Linked DNA regions of Homo sapiens: region 2 is linked to region 1. The links are chromatin contacts, found by Hi-C or POLR2A ChIA-PET in ENCODE. All regions are on one chromosome and are shown on one strand. Each heading gives the region's core, a stretch centred on a gene start or an enhancer-like site at or near the end of the contact. The rest is flanking DNA. Distances are from core to core; before and after follow the strand shown.

What was found. A loop is a pair of places that touch in the nucleus more often than their neighbours do. ChIA-PET counts read pairs that join two places held with the same protein, here RNA polymerase II (POLR2A).
Region 2: a map of endothelial cell of hepatic sinusoid shows a loop between it and region 1 (10-fold over the local background). The contact joins the enhancer-like site here to the promoter of KCNN3 in region 1. A Hi-C loop is called at or near these places in 2 of 168 maps with a recorded cell type or tissue (breast epithelium and endothelial cell of hepatic sinusoid). POLR2A ChIA-PET finds 5 or more read pairs at or near these places in 8 of 52 experiments (A673, HEK293, HEK293T and 4 more).

What each region holds. Positions count from the first base shown.
Region 1 is chr1:154,868,971-154,871,653 of GRCh38, forward strand. KCNN3 (potassium calcium-activated channel subfamily N member 3) reads right to left here and starts at 1,311. Exons shown (of 8, transcript NM_002249.6): 1 at 62-1,311. The coding sequence starts at 994. RefSeq lists enhancers at 1,062-2,018, 1,091-1,180.
Region 2 is chr1:154,909,689-154,912,371 of GRCh38, forward strand. It overlaps LOC105371449 (a long non-coding RNA gene), which reads right to left. Exons shown (of 2, transcript XR_001738239.2): 2 at 1,489-2,683. Among named protein-coding and RNA genes, the nearest start is that of PMVK, 26 kb to the right of the region's middle. RefSeq lists an enhancer at 1,307-1,807. Within about 2 kb of position 1,379, at least 3 of the 41 ENCODE cell types and tissues checked have a DNase peak (open chromatin) inside an H3K27ac peak, as active enhancers do; they include breast epithelium, where a contact is called at or near this core.

The DNA.
Region 1 (2,683 bases), core at 61-2,560:
CCTCTCTTGCTACCTACATATTCCTTTTGTTCAAGGTATAAAGAGAAACCACAGCCCCTACCTTTGAGTACAAACCCCAAGAGAGCTCGGTCTCTATCACCATAACAACAATTCCAAACATCCCAAAAATCAGAGCATAGTCACTCAGTCGCTTTCTCTTTTCAAACAGGGCCCTCCTGTGTCCCAGCTTATAGCCAATGTTTTGGTTTTTCCGCTTGTTGGCTTTGGGGAAGGTGGTGCTGCTGGCGGTGGTGCCGGCATGCTGGTGGTTGTGGGTGGCATTAGGGTGATGGAGCAGGGTCTGGTGGGCATGGTTGTCCTCCCGGGAGGAGATGACGATCTCCGGGGGGTTGCTAGGGCTGAAAAGCTGGAGGGGTTGGCCCTCAGTCTCGGCCTCGATGAGGTTCCTCCGGGAGGCGCTGAGGCGGCTGAGGGGCTTCATGACCCCACCGCTATACTTGCAGGAGCTCATGGCGATCTCCGTGAAGGGGTTGCTGTCCCGCCGGTGCACCAGGGGGCTGGCCTGTCGGTGCCGGCTGCCTCCGCCAGGCCCACTTGTAGCTGTGGAACTTGGAGAGTGGCCAAGCAAGTGGTCATTGAGATTGAGCTGGCTGCCTTGCCTGGAGGAAGGGTGGAGGATGGCGGTGGAGTTGGACGAAGGGGGGGCCCTGAAAGCGGTGGGAGAGGAGTGCAGCAGGCCAGGGTGGACGGGCTGGCTCTGGAGTTGGGCGAGCTGAGACAGGGGATGCGGTGGCTGCTGCTGCTGCTGCTGCTGCTGCTGCTGCTGCTGCTGCTGAAGCTGCGGAGGCTGAGGCTGCAGCGAGGGTCCCAGGGGCTGCTGGGGGGCTGCTGGTGGCGCTGGCGGTGGTGGCTGCTGCTGCTGTTGCTGCTGCTGCTGCTGCTGCTGCTCATCCCCAGAGGATGGACAGGGGCACTTGGGGTCTTCATCCAAGTCCCCCACCCCCGAGTCATGGAAGTGCCCAGAAGTGTCCATCTTGGGGCCTGGCTGTATTCCCTGCAGCACAAGCCCCCACCCCAAAGCCACCCTCGCTCCAAAGATGTCCTCAAAGAAAGCCAGGCATCCAATCTCCCCCACCAGTATCTTGGCTCCAGTCCTCTCTTTGGCTTGCTTCGGTTCTCTGGGGCTGCCTGGAGTCCAGACGCTGCCACTCAAGAATGCATTGTATTGGGCAGGGAGGGAGAGCAGGAGGGGAGCTTGGAGAAAGAAGAGGGGGTGAAAGAACTCTCTCAGGAGGTGGTCCTCTAGGAGCGTGTGAGGCCAGGCTCAGCTTCACTCCTCGCTGGCTCAATAGCTTCGCTCGCCTCCTCCTGCCACTGTTACATTGTAAGCCAAGCCCACTTATTAGCAGCTGGTCTCATTGGCTTGGCTTAACTCTCCAACCTCCTCCTAGCTCCGCCCCCCGCATAGGCTCCTCCCCAGAGGAGGGGCCTGGCGTCCTGGGCTCCGGCCCCAGTGGCGGCGCAGCGAGGACTGGGAACTGTAGTTTTTGCTCCCCCACCCCGGAGCTGAGCCGCTGTCCTCTTTCCTCTGACAGGTATGGCCACAACCCTTAAGCCCACGGCGATAAGGGATGTTCGCTCACGCTGGGCGATGGGGAGGAGGGACAGAGGGCCTCCGAAGGAGGGGAGGTGTGCACCCTGATGAGGGGGCAGACGGAGGGGAAGGCAAACATTTATTAACCACCAGGGTTTACGATAGGTTGTTTCACATATATTATCCGGATACAGTCTCCAAACACCCAAGGAGGTGGGCAGTATGGTCTCATTTACAAAGCCTGATGCTTAGAGGTGTTGAGTAACAACGTCAAGGTCACAGAAGCAGGGGGGATCCACACCTTCTAACACCCGGTGGATAAACTCACCTACCATTGACTGAGTGCCTACGCCTCGTGTTCAGGGTCCTCTCTGTTATTTCCAACCCTCACATCAACCCCACAAAAATGATGTCATCACTCTCCTTTTACAGATGAAAATTGGAAGAAGAAGAAGAAGAAGGAGAAGGAGAAGAAGGAGAGAAAGGAAAGTGGAAAAAACACTCAAACGCTCAAACATAGATATGTAACTTGTCAGATGTCATCCCGCTTGTAATTAAAGATGCTGGGATTTGAACTTAGTCAGTCTGACCCCACAGATCAGATACTTTCTCCCAGGATGCATTTCCACTATGATATTCAGTACAAAGTGGTTGTTCAATAAATATTGTTCAAATGTTAGTTGGGGAAAACAAAAGAGAAGCTGCTGAGGAAGAACTGGCCTCTCCAAAGCAGGGTGTGTGAAGTGGACCATGGCTCCAGCCCCTTCCCTAACAGCTGGGTGTGTAGTCACAGGGGGATCTGGCAGGAAGACTGAAGATTCCCCCATGGTCATTCCCTGCCTGATTTGCCCCATGGGGCTCTGAGAGTCAGAACTAGGAACAGCTGCTGGCTTCCCAGGTTCAGAACCATCATCATCAAGTATTTATTAAGCCCCCACTGTGTGCAGAGGGGGTTCCAAAGGATGGGACCAGAGCTGAATTCATTTTCATTTCTAACCACAGCAGCCTTAGGAATCAGAAAGGAAGTCACCATGAGGGAATTCCCCAGAACACCTGGGGTTTTAAAAGGCAGGCCTCTTCCTCTCTGGCTCTTGATTCCCCATCACCCTTTGGCCTCTGTCCAGCTCC
Region 2 (2,683 bases), core at 129-2,628, 41 kb after region 1:
GAGGTGGGAGGACTCCTGAGCCCAGGAGTTTGAGACCAGCCTGGGCAACATAGCAAGACCCAGACCCCCTCTCAAAAAAAAGTTCAGAATGGAGAGCACAGCACCAAAATGGTCATCCAAGGGGTGAGACCAAAGCCATAGTAAAAGGGCCTGCCCAGGCTATTCAGCAAAAAGTACCAAATAACATGAAATAAGGACCTAATTATGGGCAGACAGCCATAGGTCACTATATCCTAAGACCAAAACTGTGTACATTGTGTACTGAATAAAATCCATAACCCTTGCCAGGAGTTGGGGCAGGGGTGACTGCAGTGGCTAAATCAGTGACCAGAAGAAACATGGACTCCTGGAAGCAAAGGCGGGTCCCAGGAAGTCACAGCGCCAAGATATGGAGCTGACCATCCATCCGGCCAGCACTAGGCAAGGTCAAACCCCTCCCTGAGATGTAAGTGGAGGAAACCCAGGCTCAGATGAGTCAAACTACCCCGAGAAAGAGGGTGGAAGAATGAGGGCATACATGAGGTGGCACTGCTGTGTGCCCCAAGCTCCTTCCATCTCCCATCACACCTGGGTAAGTCCCAATGGCAGCAACTACATAGGGAAGGGTCACGATGGCCTGCTTGGCTTGCAGGAGTCAGCTCATCTAATTCCATAGACTCTGCAAGTCACTGTCACATCACTTCACCCTCCCTCCTCCTGAAAGTATTATCATCCCTGTTATCACACGGTTGTATTTTCTTGTCTGTTACCCCTACTGATCTGTGAGCTCCCCAAAGGCAAGGGCTGGGTTTTGTTCAACCTTATATGTCCTGATTCATGTATAATGGGTGATAGATACTCCTTGGTTAAATGAATGAATGAATGGGCTCCAAGCTCCATACTAGGTTTGGCTTAATGGAAGTTGACCATAATTGACAATACCAATTTTTGAGCTGGTCAAGTTCAATCCCACCAGATGTCATGAAAATGGAGCCCATGAAGAATGATTGACAGAAGGAAACCAGGTATGACCAAGGCTTAAGTTGCACCTCACTCATGCTTACATGGCCTATACATCCTGAGTGTGGACCTTCCAGATTCACCTCTGTTGTCAAACAAAAAACTACCTGTGGCCATGGTGGGAAGGGGTTCGAGTCCTGAGGTGTGCTGAGGAGCCACTCACTCGGGGCCCCAGGGCCACCAAAGGACACACCGAGCCTGTGCAGGGCTGATTTTGGTTGGCCACACTCCCAGTTCAAGGTAGGCTCAGACCATTCATTGTTGATCCCATTCATAGGGCCCACACCCAGAGCAGGTGGGGGAAGCTTCTGGGAGGGCCCCTGGAACCCTGGAGGACCAGCCTGTGGGCATATTGCAAGTCTGGGCCAGCCAGACATGCTGAGAGGAGACAAAAGAGCAGGGGTGGAGGTGGGAGAGCCCCGGGCACGCCAGCCTGAGCTCCACATTACACAGACATGGCGTCAGCATTTTGCCCTTCACACCTTCATGTCTATTTCCATGTTTCCCCTTTATTTCTTAATAAGAATTCCTTTTCCAAAACTGCCAGCTTTATCTCACATATACCAAAGAGTAAGGGGGAGAAGACACTAAAAATGGAATAGAAGTTCAATCCCAGGCCCAACTCCACTGTCTTGGGCTGTGTGATTTGAGGTCAGGGGAAAAGGAAAAAGTCAGTCCCTGGCCTCTTGCTCCAGGCAAGTGCTGTGCTGCCTAAACAAACCTCCATGTGAGCAGCATTATCCCCTTTGTACAGGCAGGAATCAAGGCTCAGAAAGGTAACCTAACTTGCTCAAGATCCCACAGGTGGATAGTGACAGGTGGGATTCAAATCTGACTCCAAAGTGTGCTGGGCAAAGTCATTTCATCTTTCTGTGTCCCCATTTCTTCAGTTTTAAAATGGAAATGACAATAGGGCTATTGCAAGGATTAGATGAAATAATATATGGGAAAACACATGGTAAATCATGAAGCATGCCATCATGTTATCTTCCCTTGACCCACTGCTTCCCCACTGACCCTGCCCAGGCAAGGTTCTGAGCCCCTCTCTCTCTAGTGCTTTCTTCAAGAGGTGCTGAGAGTAACTTTGCCAAATGGATCCAAGTCCTTGGCCCCCTGCCCTTCCTGGCACACTCAGCCAATACTCAACAGAATTTATAGTGCGGTTCCTGGAACATCCCAGATCTGCTAGAACAATGCCCAATCCAATCCAGCTGTCCTGAGGACAGCCAGCCACTGCAGCAGAAGAGCTGAGGAGCCAAAGCTACCACTGGCTCAGTTCTAATATGCCTGGAAATTCACCAAAGGTGTCACGGCAGAAGGACATTGCTGGGCATGTCCCATTTAGCAGACACAGTCAATGCCCAGATGGAAAACAGCCACAGTGAAGGGCAGGGCCTCCCCCACCTCAGGAATCTCAGCCTCAGCACCCTAGGAACAGCAAGTCCAAGTCTGTTCCCATCTCTCCCACCCCATCATCCTCTAGCACACAGCATTATTCCCTTCTGGGAAGTGACTCTGTGGCTTCCTCATCCTGGTACAGCTTGATTCACCTAAGCAGGACATGCCAGGTGGAATAGGCAGGTGGCCTGGCCTCTTCAGAGTAGGCTGGACAAACCCAGGAAGCAGGGAACTGGGCTGAACTCCCATGGGCTCAGGCTGAGCCGTCTCTGCCCTCCTCCGATAA